Regions from separate parts of the Mus musculus genome. Here region 2 is linked to region 1. A link is a loop called in an ENCODE intact Hi-C map of the cell type or tissue named here. Cell type or tissue: heart. All regions are shown on one strand.

Region 1 (8,000 bases):
AATTCGTTGAATTTACTCAACATACTTTAAATCTCTTGACTGTGTTTTTAATACCAAACAACAATAATATCCTTTTTATTTAAGAAGAAAAGTGAAAAGTTAATGTCCAAGATGGTGTGGGCCACGTGGAAATCTACAGTCTAACATGTTACATGAAACTAAGACACATGGTTTAAGAAAACCCATTTTTCATTTCATGCCAGTAAGGCAAGTGTGCCTTTTGTAAATTATCAAATATATTATTAAAAATATTATCTTTTTTCACTTTTATGTTTTTATGCCTGATCACATGAAATGTTCTTGTTAGCCTTTATAACTTAGTTTGGACTGAATAACCAAGCTGTCTGATGAACTATTTCCTCACCTTATTTAGGAGGTCTCTCCTGTTCAAATCTAACCTTTACCAACCTTGATGGTATCTACAACTTGTGTACTCCTGTGGAAACAAATACAAAACCTCTTTCCCAATATAACACTTATCCCAGTTTCTATTATGGGGTCAACACATCTTTAAAAAAATATAGAGTGATTTTAATTCAGCAGCTGTTTCTATTATCCAATGTCTCTTCACAGCTCTTGTTCCTTTCTCATTAGCATTTTAAAAATGAACGTTGATAAAGCACTGTGTAATCTCTCTCTGAGAGTCTTTATTACCCGTTTCTGTTTATTAAGCATATATTTTAAAGTGTGACTAGATCTTTCTATAAGTGCTTGTTCTGTAGGCTTGTGTGGTATACATGTAATGTGCTTTATATTATTGTATGCAAAAAGTTTCATTTTATTAGAGCCATATGCTAGAGCATTGTCCATCTTAATTTGTACAGGTATCCCTGTAATAGCCACAACTTCTAATAAACTATAATTACAGAATCAGCCTTTTCAGAACTTCAAGCAATTCCCCATTGAAATTCTGAGTATGTATCTATGTATTTTCCAAACTCTGTAAAGTGAAACACATGTATGTGCCAAATTTCATTCCTCTGGGTACCTTTTGGGTTATTTCCTGCAGGTAATGGAGTTTGGTTATACAAAGAACAAGTAGGAGATTTCCTCATAATTTCCTTGTCTTGTTGCCAAGTCATAGGAATATTTTCTTTAAATCTTTATTATTATCATGATGTTTCTTATAAAATTATGAGGCTTCTAGCACATTTCCTATTATTAATTGATCAATTTCATCACTATCTTGTGCTAGGGGGCCTGATAAATGTTATATATGAGAGATGATTTCTATTTTTGATCATTTGTTGTAGTTGAATGAATAGCAAAGTTAATTCTGAATCATCCACAATACGCTCAGCAGTTTCAACATGGAAAACAGTTCTTTCTGCATATTGCAAGTCAGTAACTACATTGAGAGATTTAGGAAAATCTGATGATACCATAAGAATGGCATCTAGCTCTATATTTTTTTTAACTGAATCATAAGGTCTCTGAGCCACTTTACTTATTTTTCTGATTATAACACGCCTTTCCTGATTTATTTGCATCAGTATTGAATATTAGGCCTCCAGAACTCGCTGTCCTTTTTTTAAATTATATTAGAGAGGATCCAGTTAGTTCTTTTCATAAACTCAAGTCTCTTGAATTATGTGTTTGTGCCAGGTTTCAGCCACACTACAGTTAGAGATGGATTTTTCTAGTAAGAAACACAATCTCCTGGTTCCCGGTGTAAGCAAATATCCTGCAACATTAGCGTGTACCAAGCATATGAGGGATACTTCTTTATGTGTGCAAGTGGGAAAGACACACATTGAAACAATAAGTTACTAGGAAGTTTCCATTCAAAACCATAGCATAATCTCTCCCCTCCTATGGTAATGCCGCAAAAAACAAAACAAAACAAAACAAAACAAAACAAAACAAAAAAAAACCAAACAAACAAAAACAAAAAAAAAACCAAAAAAAAACCCAAAAAAACCAAAAACCTCACAATGATATTACTGAAGATGAAAAGAAATCGAAACACATTCATCACTGAGGAAGGTACAGGCATTTTAAGACAGGTTTTTGGTTCCTCAAAAGATTAAAGGAAATTACTACTAACCTATTAATTCCATTCCTAGGTGTGTACTGAAGAGAAACACATGTGTCTACGCAAACCCTGATGTACAACTGTGTGCAATACTGTCATAATTGTTAAATGATAAACATCAGAGCAAAAAAAATGAACTGATAAGTGGGTAAAATAGTGTGATATTCATATGATGTAATATTGTTAGTCAACGGGATAAAGAATCGATATATGTGAGTATTGCTGAAACTCAAAAGTTGTGCTAAGATTAAAGATAGAAGAAGAGTCTATGTTTTACCTTTTTATTTATATAAAATATGGTGATCAGATACATTTATAGAGTTAGGAAGCATACTAGAATTTCCCAAAGAGTGGGGAGAGAGAGTAGACAGAGACTCCTAATGGCTTGGTGATTCAGTCGTGGTGCTATTTCTGGAATAAGCACTCTAATATCAGTGAAAGTGGAAGAGAGGATCAGCCCAAGCAGTGTGTTTGCACAGCTGGGGTACGGCTCTCATCTCATCCCTTCATCTGAGGAAATAAAAGCATCATAATAAAAATAATAAAAATAATAAAAGCATCATTTACTTTTACATAAAAGCATTACTTTAAGTAAATCTACTTGTTGGTCTTCCCCACGTTACTCTACTCTAGCTCTGTTTAGAATATTGGAAAAAATAAAACTAAAGAGCTGCGACATCAAATAACACTTCGTGCCAAGTGATCAATTTTATCCTTGAGATGATTTTAATGATACTTTTTATGTTGTGTCTGTGATAACATGGTGAATTTGACAAACCTAACACGAGGGGGCTGATTGGAGTGGCCCCCAAGGATCCCCGTGAGCACACCATTTGCCTAACTTGACTACTTAGTCGTGTAGAGCTTCTCTAAGATGGTCCCCTTCTCTATTTACATGTTCAAAGGACTGGCCTCCTTGTGTTCAGTTCTGGGAAACTACAAAGGAGAAAAAGTACTGTTGCACTGGGATGGGCCTGTCACGTTTTCACTGAATCATAGCCACTTCCTATGACTACCTGGGAAATGGAAGAGTAACTGTTTAATGCTGCTCATCACATTCTCTCGGGAGTGTGCAGGTCAGGGTGCTGCTGAACGCAATGAAAGGACCGCTTTATAACCGGTATGCTCTAAGAACAACGTGGTCAGATTTACCACAGCAAAGGCGCCCCCTGCTGGTACCAATGTTCCGGATTAGCTACTTTTCTCTTTGCTGCAACCAAATACTTAACAAAAGCAACTTAAGGAATGGACAGTTTGCTTTGGCTCGTGGTTAGCGGGTACCGTCCACCACGGAAGAGATCTGATGGTGGCAGGAGCTTGAGGTGGGTGGCACCTTACGATTGCCATCAGAAAGCAGGGACAGATGCATGCAGTGATCTGCTCACTCTCCTTGAATTCATTCTGGGACCCCAGCCTATGTACTGCCGCTGCCCACATTCAGTGTGGATCATCTCAACTCAGTCAGCCTTGAAATGCTTTCACAGATGTGCCCGGAGATTTGATTGTTAGGTGATTCTAGACCTTGCCACGTTGACAAACAGTATTAACCATTACACCCAGTCAAAGACAAAGTTGAGAATATTTGCAAAAATCGTGGATCATCTTGATCAGTAACTGAAAGACTTCTGTCAAATCACTGCTCACTGGAACGTGTGTGTGTGTGTGTGTGTGTGTGTGTGTGTGTGTGTTCCCTATCCAAACATGTGAAGTACCATGCTTATGGTTAACCATCTCTCAGCCCCAGGGCAACAGCCTATAATGAGAAGATACCTGGAGCTTCCTTCCACAATGAACGTTTCCTGTTCCTCTACTTGTCTCTGAGTCTCTGTGAAATCACAATGGTGGCCGGTCCTCCACTATCCGAGACTCTGATGGAGCCAGCACTCCTTGTCTTCTCTACATACTCTTCAGTTATTTGCAGTTTTCTCAAAGGTCCACTAAGGCATTCTGAAGTCTATCATTGTACATCCTGACCTGTCCCCACCCCACAGATGCCTACATGCCTTGCTTCTCAGTTTGTCCAGTCTGAGATGTTGTGTAAAGAGATCATCATCTTAACTATGAAACCCCTTGTCTAGTTACTCTCCATCCTGGGAGGTTCCAAGGACCAATCTGAGCTTCAGTGTTTAATGCATTCCGTAGTTTAGACCAAAACTACCTGGACTGAATACATGGCTCACAGTACCTTCATTCTACTTCATCACTACCAGCAATACATTTTGTAAAGATTCCAGGAGCCTCCTCCATTCCTCCCTACTCTGCTTTGAAAGGAACTTCAGCAAGTTGCAGCTGAGCCCACTGTCTTCCCTGCTTCAGTAGAATGACTAGTGGGCAGTTTAGATTGCCTCTGCCTATAGTTCTTCAAAATTCTCTGGTACTGTACCTCCAACTTTAAAGGTGTGATTATTCCTTATATAAAAGCATACAAGTAAGACAGGGTGGAACCTTTGGTAGCAATCCCAACAAATTCATCATGGACATATTAGAGCGATGCAAACTGACAAGAGGGAATTCCATGAAGAAAATTATGACAGTGTCCCCTTCTGTCTCCTTGTGCTTCAGATGGAACCATGTGAGGTTGCTCCTGCTCACACCCCTTGCAAGCTAAGCAAAGCTGGGGGCTACTCAGGTCCCTTCCAAAGCTGTTAAATGCATCCCACACTGCACGGACTGGTACCGATGCTCTGTACCATCTAACATCAGAGACTGGGTGTTGTGGGTTTCGGTGAAACAGAAGAGATGGGTATATTTGAAGCCATACTCCCTCCACAGCATGGCTAAGCTTGTGCACATAAGGTGTCTTTTGAGTTCCCTGGGGTTTCTACTCAAAACCTGTGTGTTCCCAAGAGAAATGCTTGAGGTACATCACCAGCCCTGTAATACTGGTCAACTCATGAACCCTTATTAACTGAGTTTCTGTTTCCAAGATGTGTTTTCCAGTTCTAAGTTGTCAACTCTCCTGTTGTGCTATTCATTCAAGAGCATCTTGAGGCCTGCATCTGATCTCACACAGAAACACACAGGATTCCTGATTCCTTAGCTGTAGATGCTGAGACATTTCTATGAGCACACATAGTGCCAACATCTTGAATTCAAACCTGTGTCAAGGGAACATTATGTGTATAGTTGTTATTTGGTGAGTTAATGTTTAATCAAAATGCATTGCCATAGCCCCGGGTTTGATATGAGCACCAGCCAAAAATGTACATACAAAAGGTATTTTTGTTTCTGTGTTTTCATGACGAGAATCATGACTTCAACATTATCCTTGGTTGATGCCATTATTCTTATGAAATAGAATAGACACTTTAATATCCCAGAGTTAGGGACCCTGGATACTACCAAATGGCATAAAAATTAGTAACTTTTTAGTTTGTTAGAACATTCTTTTGTTTCCTTAGTGAACCACAAATGATAATACACATTCAGAAACAATTACAGTGGGCTAATCATTTTTATTAACTTGTGCTCTTGCAAGACATTTGTCTTGAGTAATTTCAAGACATGTTGTCACAGTGGGGAGATAAAAGGGAAACCTGGGATGAGATTTAGGTTTGGAATAACAGTAGAAAAAGTCCTCAGAGAAATGAAAGGGAATTCATTTTGCAAGTTAGTTAAAAGTTGCCTGTTCTGTGATTACAGAAGCTATCTGTAGGAAAGAGGAACACTTAAGATTATACAGGAGAAACGTATGGCTGGGCATGATGAAGGCCGAGAGTACCTATAACACAGGTGACTGAACCTCTGCTCATACATGCATTCTGCACACAGAGGGACTTCCTCTGACAGTGCCCAGTGGTCAGACAGTGACCCCAAAATGGAGTCGCATATGATTGATTTTGAGCTGAGGTGAATTGAGTTTCATAGCAGTTGTTTCAAAGCCTGAAGATGCTCAGTCAACATAGTGTGTGATGGAGAGAGCTTGGCAGAGAGGTTTGGGCCTTGGGCCTTCAGAGTATAGTGCACTTCCCAGACGATTTGTTTTGCTTCAGGGTATCAATCTCTCGAATAAGTTTTTTGCTCTCATTCTCGAATCCTTCCTTAAGAAATTTTTCCTGTTCCTAAAACAGAAATGGAGGCTGAACTCAGATCATGTTCCATATTCCCCAGTGTCTCACACACTTTCCATTAGTAGTTACACTAAACCCTTGAGGATTTTGGTGTTTTTCTTGAAGCCTTTTCCACCTTTAACATCCTCTCCCTCTGTCTTTCTCTGGCGTCTGTCCGCCCCACCCCCCCTTGTCTCCCACCAAAGCTTATAATTGGTTTCCTTTGCTCTCTCCAGCTTTAGAAATGTAGCCTGACAGTTCTAAAACACCAAAAGCCTACAACCCTCAGGTCAAGTTCTTATGTCATTTGACTCATGTAAAACATAGTTTTCTATAAAATCAGCACCAGCTTGTCTGTTCTTTTTTGCCTCATCTCTGAGCTGTGTGGTGCAGATTCTCAGACACATAAAAGAAGGTGATAAAGATGGGCTCAAACAAAATGAAAGGTTACTACCTGAATCAGATTCAGGGTAGGTGTTCAGTCAAGGGATTTAGTACATGCCCAACATGTTCGTGACAGAAATGGGTGACAGAAATATAATGAAGCGACTGGGGTCTGCAGTCCTCACAGGAAATTCTGGACCATCATGGAGACTCAGCATGGATGTAGAGAAATGCAAAGTGCTGCAATTCTGGTTCTTAACTCATGAACTTGTTAGATGGTTAGGGGTGCTTCTAGAGACAAGGTCATTCTAGGTGTGGCAGAAATGAAATCTCTCTAGGTTCCATTCAGTAGAGAAAACAAGCTGTACATTGTATTACTTACCTCACATCTCCTGAAATTACAATGTCCCCATCTAGCATTCACACACACACACACACACACACACACACCAATAACAGTCTAGAATTATTAAATGGAAATAAGTAGAAGATACTTAGGCAATTCCTAGCCACTGTCTGTGGACAGCCTAGTAAAGGGTTTCATCCACGCATTAACAGCTCTTACTCACTGGACAGGGCTGGAGTTAAGCACTGATGGGATGAAAGTCTATCAGAGTATCTGAACCATTTACTGTACTGCAGGCGTCTTCATTGTGCAGGAGTCTTACTTCATAACCCAGGCTGACTATGAACTAGTCATCTTCCTGCCTCAGCCTGATGATCAACTTGCATTTTGGTTATCTCTCTTGATTATTAGATTTATTCATGATATTTTAAGTGATGAATGTTTTGCTTTAAGTGTATGTAAGTGTACTACATATATGCAGTGTCCACAGAGGCCAGAGGAGGAGGTCGGATTCCTTGGAGCTAGAGTTATGGACTGTTGTAAACCACTGTGTGGATACTGAGAACAAGACCTGGGTCCTCTGCAAGAGAGATAAATGCTCTTAACTACTAAGATGTTTTCCCAACTCTCTGATACACTTATTTTTCATTGGGGCACAGGAATGTACTGAGATGATATGGTATGTTACCCGAAGTTTAGCAGCTATGATGTTTTCCTGTTCTGCTAATAACTGTTTCTGTTCGTCTTTCATCTTCTCAGTCAGCTTCTTCACATGCTCCTGGTAACTCTTTTCCTTCTGCTGCATCATCAGCTCGAACTCCTTCTGCTTCTTTTCTAACTCTCTGTTTGCAGCTTCAGCAGCTTCAGCCTTCGTACGTTCCTCTGAGGGGAAGCAAGGATTATGAAGATTAAATTTTATGAGTTTCTTTTGGTTTTTATCCCCTTTAAAAAACTTCTCTTATCGGCTGTGTGTCCCCATGTGGGGGAATGCCAGGGCCAGAAAGCAGGAGTGGGTGGGTTGGTGAGCAGGGGGAGGGGAAAAGGGGAAGATGTTTTTCAGAGGGGGTACCAGGAAAGGGAATAGCATCTGAAATGTAAATAAAGAAAATATCCAATAAAAAAAAGAAAAAAATTCTCTTATCTTCAGTAAAATGTTTGTGACAACTTTTTTTTAAAACGGAATAAC
Region 2 (8,000 bases), 69 kb before region 1:
ACACGCTCCAGGCACAAGCTCAGATCGGTCACAGATAGGCTGACAGATCCAACTTGGCAGGTAGCTTACACATGCAGTTTCACTGCGCATGTTCGGGCAAGGCAGTAAACATGTGGGTTTCACTGGGCTTGGCAATGGGCCAGGGCGCCATCTTGGCCCATGCGACCGCATCCGTTTCCCACAGGAGTGCATGTCCTCACACTTGTACGACAAATGCTTTAACCCCAATCTTCCTAGCCCCAGTACAGTAACTAAAAGCATAAGATTATAAAGGTTTTCCTTTCGCTTATATTTCTTATGCACAGAACCTCAGCTGCTGCTCTGCTCTTTGTCACTGTCATCTTGAGACAAAATTCAGCCTCTACCCAAACACTACCTCCTTTAAGAAATATATATATATAATCAGTTATTTCATGGCTGAGCCATGAAGTCGGGTTATGTAACTGCCCACTAGGGGAAGCAGTAAGTACTTTGGGAAACAACTAAATAAAGGCAGGATCAGACAGGTCGCTGTTATGGGTTGAATTTGGTGTGCCTCAATTACGTAGGTGGAGACCCTAACTCTTAATACTCAGAGTTTGGCTATAGAAATAGGGTCCCTGGGGACTGGAGACATGGCTCAGTAGCTAAGAGCACTGGATATCCTTCTAGAAGATGTGATTTAGTCCCAGCACCCACATGGAAGATTTTGTAACTCCAGTTCCAGAGTTCTGACACCCTCTTCTGGGAAGTATCAATCAATGTATGTGATACATACACATGCATGCAGACAAAACACTCAGATGCATAAAAAATTAAAAAAAAGATGTCGTAAAAAGAAGAAATAGGCTCATTGCATATGCCAGAGTTAAGATGAGGTCACTAGGGTGGGCTCACATCTGCTTTGATGTGTTGGCTCCTCATTTAAGGGGACATCTGGGCACCCAGTGTGGAGGCCTTGACAGAGGCTAAAGTCATGGCTCTCCAAGTCAGGAATGCCAAAACCCCCCATGGAAACCACTGAAAAGCCAGAGAACGTAAGACTCTTCCTTCCTTCAGTAGGAAGGAAGGTCTCTATTAAAGTGATGTCAGCCTTTTGGCCTCCAAAGGCAATGAAGAGAAGAAAACAAAATGAAGCAAAAACAAACTAAACCTCCCATTGCGTAAGCACTTGCTTTGCTCACGCACTGGGGAAATCAGTTGACGGGTGAGAAGTAGGTGAGAAGCCACTGGTCACTCACAGAGGTTAGGTTGGAACGTTGCAGGTCCAGAGCCCAGTTTCAATTTCTCTCAGGTTATTTTCAGCCCCCTTGAGGGACTCAGTGTCTATTCTAATGTATTTATGGCTAATGTACAAAAATCCTTTGAATGGTATAATAGATCACTAGCTTTGCCAACCGAAAGGCTGAGTGTCACAGATAAGAATAGAGACCCCCCCCCAACACATGCGCACGCACGCACCTTGCTTTAACCTCCCTACCTAATGTCTTCACCAACATATTTTAAAACTGGCTTGATTCATGACTATCTTTGTTCATTACCACAAAAGCTCCATCAGACTGTTAACACACTGGAACATGGAATTTGGGTGTTCCCGTGCTCCTGAACAACGGCAACTCATATTTGGCCCCAGAATAAGCAATCTCCCTTCGCTTTGACCAAGGTCATAAGATGCTCTTCGCACACCAGACTCAACGGCAGAGGTAAATAGTGGTTGTGTAAAACTTACTTCCTAGAGAGCAGCTAAAGGTCTGGTGTGAATTTTGAACACAGCCAAGCATGTGGAGTGCATTTGTTCATCAGTGAGATTTCAGGTGTTGCATATTCACGAGCTGTGTCTTATACAAAGCTGCTGAAATCACAAGCTACTTAATCTTTCCTCAGCTTGAAGGGAAGGGTGCCTCTCTAGAGCTTCAACACACGGTGGCGGTGGCGAGCGAGTTTAGCAAAGATAAGGAAAACTGTCAACAAAGCTAGTTCCAAAGATGAAAGGAATTACAACCCGGGCGCCCAATACAGGAAGCTACAGCTGTACACATTTTAAGGACTTAACCCACAGGATTTAATGCTTGTAGGTTGGATGAGACGGGTACAGAAAAAGCCTCACAAACAAGGGGATGAAGCTGAGGGAAACGAGGCTGTCAAATCCAGACAGTAGAAGTCATTAATCAAGTCTTTACCCAGCGCAGCCAAGGTGACTAGAGGGCAAGAAAGGCCTAAAATAGCAAAAGCAGAGCTGTATACAATGTATGATTCTGTATTCTTCTAGAAGAACCCTGAATACTACACACACACACACACACACACACACACACACACACTCACACTATTGTATTTTAATTTTACTTATTTGTGTATATTTTGATGTCCCAGTGCCCACAGCCACAGCACTTAGGACTCCTTCATTCCTTATCACTAATAATACTTCATAATGTCTCTCGTTTCGTTTAAAACACACTGGAAATGCCATACTATCTCCCAACCTATGCCATGGCTTCTTTTGTGAAGTACACAGCTGTCACTCGGGCTTCTGTGCAACCCGGCACTCTCAGGACTTCACTGGGACATTACCAAGGGCCGAGGCTTCCCCTGGCACATCAGATGCCCTCAACAGCCCAAAGCTATCAGACCTCTTATTTGCATGAGTTGCAGACTAAATCTGCATGCAGTCTTTTGGTATAAAGGAGAATGATAAGAAGGTTGGCGCTTCTGTTGGAAGTGCAGAGGGGCGCTCCAGCACACAGGGAAGAGACCTCGAGCCCACAGGTTTTGTTTCATCTCTGTCCCCACCTACTCTACTTTCCTTCCCAAGACACAAAGTAACCTCCCCCACCCCACGCCCAAATTCACTCTCAGGGAGGGACATTAAGCCCCAGGAATCTCCAGGGAAATGAAAACTAAAATCAGGAGACATCATAATGAATCCATTAAGATGTTTGTAGACAGCAAGTGTTGCGGACAGGGATGTGGGCCACTGGCTACTGCTCAGGCCTCATGGGATGTAATGGGGTCCAGGCAGTTTGGGAAATGTTTTGGAAGTGACCTAAAAACTAAACATAATTTAAATATAGTTAAAAGTAAAGCAGACATCTCACTGTGAGGTGTTTACAAGAGAACGGAAAACCTCATCTAATAAATCAAGGCACAGGGACCCTTCACACAGTTTATGCACAGAAATCTAAACCTAGAAACAACACAAAGCTTCTCAAAGGGGGAAAAGAGAAGGAAGCAACGGCCAATCTACAACCTGAAGTAGCACTCAACGGCAAGGAGGGAGAAACCACCGACATGCTACACTTAAAATCATTGTATGTATATAAAAAAAACCCTCCTATAAAATACAAAGGCGAACTAATCCGTAATGACAAAGAACAAATCAAAGGACTGGGTTATAGCTCAGTGGAGGAGTGTTTGCTTTGAGTGTGCAGGCTCTGGGTTCAATTTACAGCTCCACAAGGTAAGCCATGAGCTACAGACAAACACAAGGCCCGCTGCCACGGGGTTACGGGGATGCTGTGTGGTTGCTTGTGGCTGGTTTTTCACGGATCGTTTTCTAGCAAACGATCAATTGAGTTGTCAGTCTTCACTGTAGTTTGTTGCATCTAGACTTGATTTGAAAAGGTTGTCAGGGTGTTCTGAGACCACGCCTCCTTTTTCTCTCTGGAAAGAACGGAAGTTCCTCAAGTAAAGATAAACAAAATGATCTCACAGATAGGAGCTTCCCAGATAGGAGCTCCGTATTCAGGAAACCAGGTGGATTACTATGTTTGGCCACTAGATGGCAGCACCAACACAGACTGCTCCTGCCATGATGGAAAAACTGAATGTAAAATTCAGCCGGACCTCTGAACTAAGATTTAAGGATGAGGCAATTACTCCAGATACAAAGGTCTGAGAATCTAACGGAAACCTCTAAGCAACACATACTCGGTTTCTCTATTTTATACACTATTATTTCTAAGCTGGGTTTCGTGGCTGTCCTGTATTCCCAACAGTACTGGAGGCTGGAGATAAGGAATCATTACAAAGTTGAGGTCAGCCTGGTCTATATAGTGCCTGTCTCAAACTACAAATAAGCAGGCAGGCAGGCAGGCAGGCAGGCAGGCATGGTGATGCATACCTGTAAGCCAAGAACTTGAGAGGCAGAGGCAGGAGGAAGCCAGCCGGAGCTACCTAGCAAGCTCTAGGTCAGACTCCCTTACAGGAAACCCTGTCTGAAAAACCGCACCAAACCAAATCAACCAGCCAAAAAAATGAACATTTTGAATGTGATGTGTTCAGCTTCTCTTGACTGAACTCATGAGTGATCCTGTGTTGGGAGCCATTAAGGCAACACTATTGTCCTGATCTCTGAATTGGGCCTCTCCCCCCGAGAAGAAAAGAGGGTCAAAAGTGGGCCACCGGATGCACCGCTCCAAGAAAGTCAGCGCCGGATGTCCTGACCTCAAGATACCCTGATACCGCCAAGTTCCTGCTTCCCCGCGTAACTGCCTAAGAATGTGCAATTCTATTGCCCCCCCTCCCACTGATAAATACTTCTCCTTTTGCTTGTATTACCCCATCCCTCTCGCTGATAAGTATCTGTACTTCCCCGTTTCCTTGTGCAATTCTACTGCCCCATCCTTCCTGCTGAAAGGCACTTCCCCCTTTGCTTGTGTATTTAAACCTTGGGCCTGGCTAATACATTTTGGGGGTCTTGATACAACTTCAGAACGGATTCCGTGTCGTTACTCGTACAAGACCCTCGTCTCTCTCTACCCCCCATTTGGTTATTAGGAGGAGGTCCCCTCGAGATCCTCGAATAACTGGACCTGCTGGACGGGTCAATCCTGACTCTCCGAGAGATGGTGTGTTAGAGGAAAATCTTACACATACCTCAACAGGAAGCCAGGCACGGGCGGCACACCCTCCCAGGACCGGTCCTAGGAGCGCAGTGGGTGTGAACTGCGCTGGACCTTCCTAAACTGAAGGCAAACAGGTATCTATCAAAGCCTGTTGCTGCACGTTTGGCTGACTTCAGTCTGTGGAGAAAGTAGTTTGCCTTTCCATGCATTGCGTATTTCATACACACCTGTGCCCACTGGCTTCTCTGAACTCATGGCAGCTGGAGACACAGCTAAGCCCTGGAGGTTTCCCAGATGCTGGGGGTGGGGCGAGGTACAGCTTGGCATGCTGTGCAGTGGTCCACACGTGCAACTCCAGTGTTCACCTTCTGCGTCTCACCTAACACCCACATGACTATCAGACAACACTCCTAACCTGTACCCCTAACCTGAGTGAACCCCTGTCTCTATCAACCTTGAAGCTAACAGTGAGACGGCACCTGAACTCCACAGGTAACCAAAATAATAAATAATAATAAATGGCAGCTCTGTTGGCTTCCCCTTCTTGATGACCTAAGTGATGGCTATTGTTGTTAAGTGTCACCTCTGACATGCAGGATATCAGATATGACTCCTGTGAAAGGGTCACAACCCGTAGGTTGAGAAACACTGAATTAGGTGAACTGGAGGTCATCGACCTGCACTTTTGGACTTTTGGTCACAGCAATAGCCTTTGCTAAACAAAAAGGTTTGCACTTCAGCATGGCAGAGCCAGGCACGGTGAGTAAGGTACCCAACTTTGGGCAAGTGAATACACCTGTCACACATTCTCATTTGGAACACAGAGAAACTCATATTCAAACTCATATTTTGTGACCGTAGACTAAGAACGGCCACCACGATGAGCCACGAGCGACAAGCAGGCAGGTGCTCAAAGAACCAGAGTTCTGGCCAGTGATGAGACTCACTCCCTCAGCCCACATCACAGAATTACACCCCCCACTAAGACTCACTCCCTCAGCCCACATCACAGAACTACACCTCCCACTGAGATACTAAAAGTCCCTGGGAAATTGCATAATTTTTAACCAACGTGAGAAAATACATGCAATATTGGGTCTGTGACAAGCAATACCTACGGCAGAAGTGCAGAGTCCGAGGACTTTCGAAGAAGAGTAAATTGTCTTTATGGGCTTTGATCTGCAGCCAAGGGAGATGAGTCTCCTCTGGGCCAAAAGCATGCTAGAGAAAAGAGACATTGAAAGAGGAGTCAATGAGCGTTCGCTGCACCATTGCAAGATCCCCGTGGGTGGCTGAGAGAACACAAGCGCATATACACCTTAAATGTTGATGAGGGGTTTCAGGTATATATACACGGTATAAAAAATGCTTCAGACTTCTCGCCCTCACTATGCTATGCTGTATTTAGACTTCAAGGTTCAGAGCATTAGACGTTAAACCGTGCTAATAATGAGTGTGGGGCTCCTAGGACATCTTGTGGGGACTCACGTCTCTCCTTTAACCGTGTGAGTTCTAGACACCCTCCTCAGTGTGTCAAGCTTAACAGCAAGCATATTTAGCTACAGAACTTCACATCTTTGGCAACTATACTAGCTTTCTTCCTGGCCTCTTTTCCTTTTGGATTTCCTTTCTATTATTTATTATCCATTTCTGGAATCACCTGAAAGCTCCTCTTCTTCGTCTTATAGAGACCCTCACTCAAACTTTAGGTGGAGAGAGAGTCCAAACTGGAGATCTCCTTGGATCCTACCAGGGACCAACCTCGGCTTGGAGAGGGGTCCTGAGAGAAGGGGTGTCTGGGAGCTGCAAAAACAAACCACTCGCAGTCAATTCGTGAGTGCAAGCTGGTGGCCTATGCTCTGCTGGAGCCAGCTTTCCAGACTGCTTTCTCTCTGTTTTGCTTTCTTTTCTTCTCTGGAGAGCTGCAGAAAGCTAGCTAGCTCTCTCTCTCTCTCTCCTGCTTGAGACACTTCTCTCAACAGTACTCTCTTGCTATTCTAAAAAAATTCTCTGGATAGCTCATTTCTTGCAGTTCATAAGCCCAGTCTTTTATTTTACATATCAATCTAGTCACTTCAGGTTTCCTTTTGATTCCTATGAATCAGTAGCCCATCACCCTAGCTCCTTAATTCGTAGGAGACAGCAAGCACACATTTTCTTTTAATATTGTATAAGGATTCAGAAATCTGACTCTGTTAAACACAGGTGATCAGATAAATGGGTTGGAGTCCATCCTGAAATTACCATTTCTATACTACCCCTGGGCCTAACCCTGCTCAGTCCTAGGCTGACCTTGAACTCAGGAATCTCCCTGCCTCTGTATTTTTCTGACAAGCTGGATCATTAATGCAGCTGCCTTTGTTCCTCTAGATTCTTGAATCACTCATAATTCATATTGCATCCTTATACTTTGCACAGTTGAGAAATTATGTATTTTCCAACTCATGTTTTTAGAGTTATTTCCCACAGCCCTAAGGGCTGTCCTGAAGGTCCCAGTGTTTACCATTTTGTTAATATGTTAACTGCACCTTTGCCTCCTGGTCTTAATACTATCTGATTGTCATGGAGTCATTAAGGTTAACAGGGAGGACATTCCTTAAAGGAGAAGTGTAAAATATGCACATTATTATACAAACAAGCCTTATGACCATGGCAGCCATAGACACTCATAGAGGACCACATCCATTGACCCTGTCCCAGGGGCAGGAAGCGTGCTATTCTGTCCCCAATAAGGCCATGCTGGACCCAGTAGAGTCTCTCCCCAAAGGATCTTGGGGAACCCGAGGAAAGAGGAGGAGGAAGAACTAACTATAGGAGCCGAGGGGTCGAGAACACCAGAAGAACACAGCCCACAGACATCAACTAAGTAGGGCTCATAGAGAACTTACCCCTATGTGCTGATCATAGTGTCCTTGGAAATCCTAGCAGTTGTAAGAGTAAAGTGGGGAGATCATGTTTGTGGCTAGCCTGGGCTAGCAAGACTGTCTCAAAATCTTGAGTGAGCATGCAGCTCAGTAGAGGAGTACTTGCCATGCACAAGGAAAAGTCCTGTGTTTAATCCCAATACCTTAAAAGAAAAGAAAAACCCTAAAGCCACCTCCCCTTGAGTCCCCTTTGAAAATGACCACTGCATTCCCCTGTGGTGCTTCAGTATTCTTAAATAAATAAAGGTATTCT

Evidence for each region. Peaks named below come from ENCODE experiments on the same cell type or tissue, not always from the same donor. Only the 100,000 strongest peaks of a DNase experiment are listed, where the experiment ranks them.
Region 2: it touches region 1 in a loop (8-fold over the local background); 29 of 42 quality-filtered maps call a loop at or near these places.

The regions. Positions count from the first base shown.
Region 1 is chr3:142,635,479-142,643,478 of GRCm38, reverse strand. Gbp2 (guanylate binding protein 2) reads right to left here. Exons shown (of 11, transcript NM_010260.1): 10 at 7,503-7,696; 11 at 5,471-6,096. The coding sequence ends at 5,986. Among named protein-coding and RNA genes, the nearest start is that of Mir6381, 16 kb to the right of the region's middle. In heart, a CTCF peak has its summit at 3,209 (motif pointing left); no DNase peak of the experiment used is centred here; H3K4me3 peaks cover 308 bases.
Region 2 is chr3:142,704,733-142,712,732 of GRCm38, reverse strand. It overlaps Kyat3 (kynurenine aminotransferase 3), which reads right to left. Exons shown (of 14, transcript NM_001293560.1): 2 at 5,942-6,044. The coding sequence starts at 6,043. Among named protein-coding and RNA genes, the nearest start is that of Kyat3, 7.7 kb to the right of the region's middle. In heart, CTCF peaks have their summits at 1,892 and 3,750 (motif pointing right); DNase peaks (open chromatin) are centred at 3,742 and 4,352; H3K27ac peaks cover 224 bases.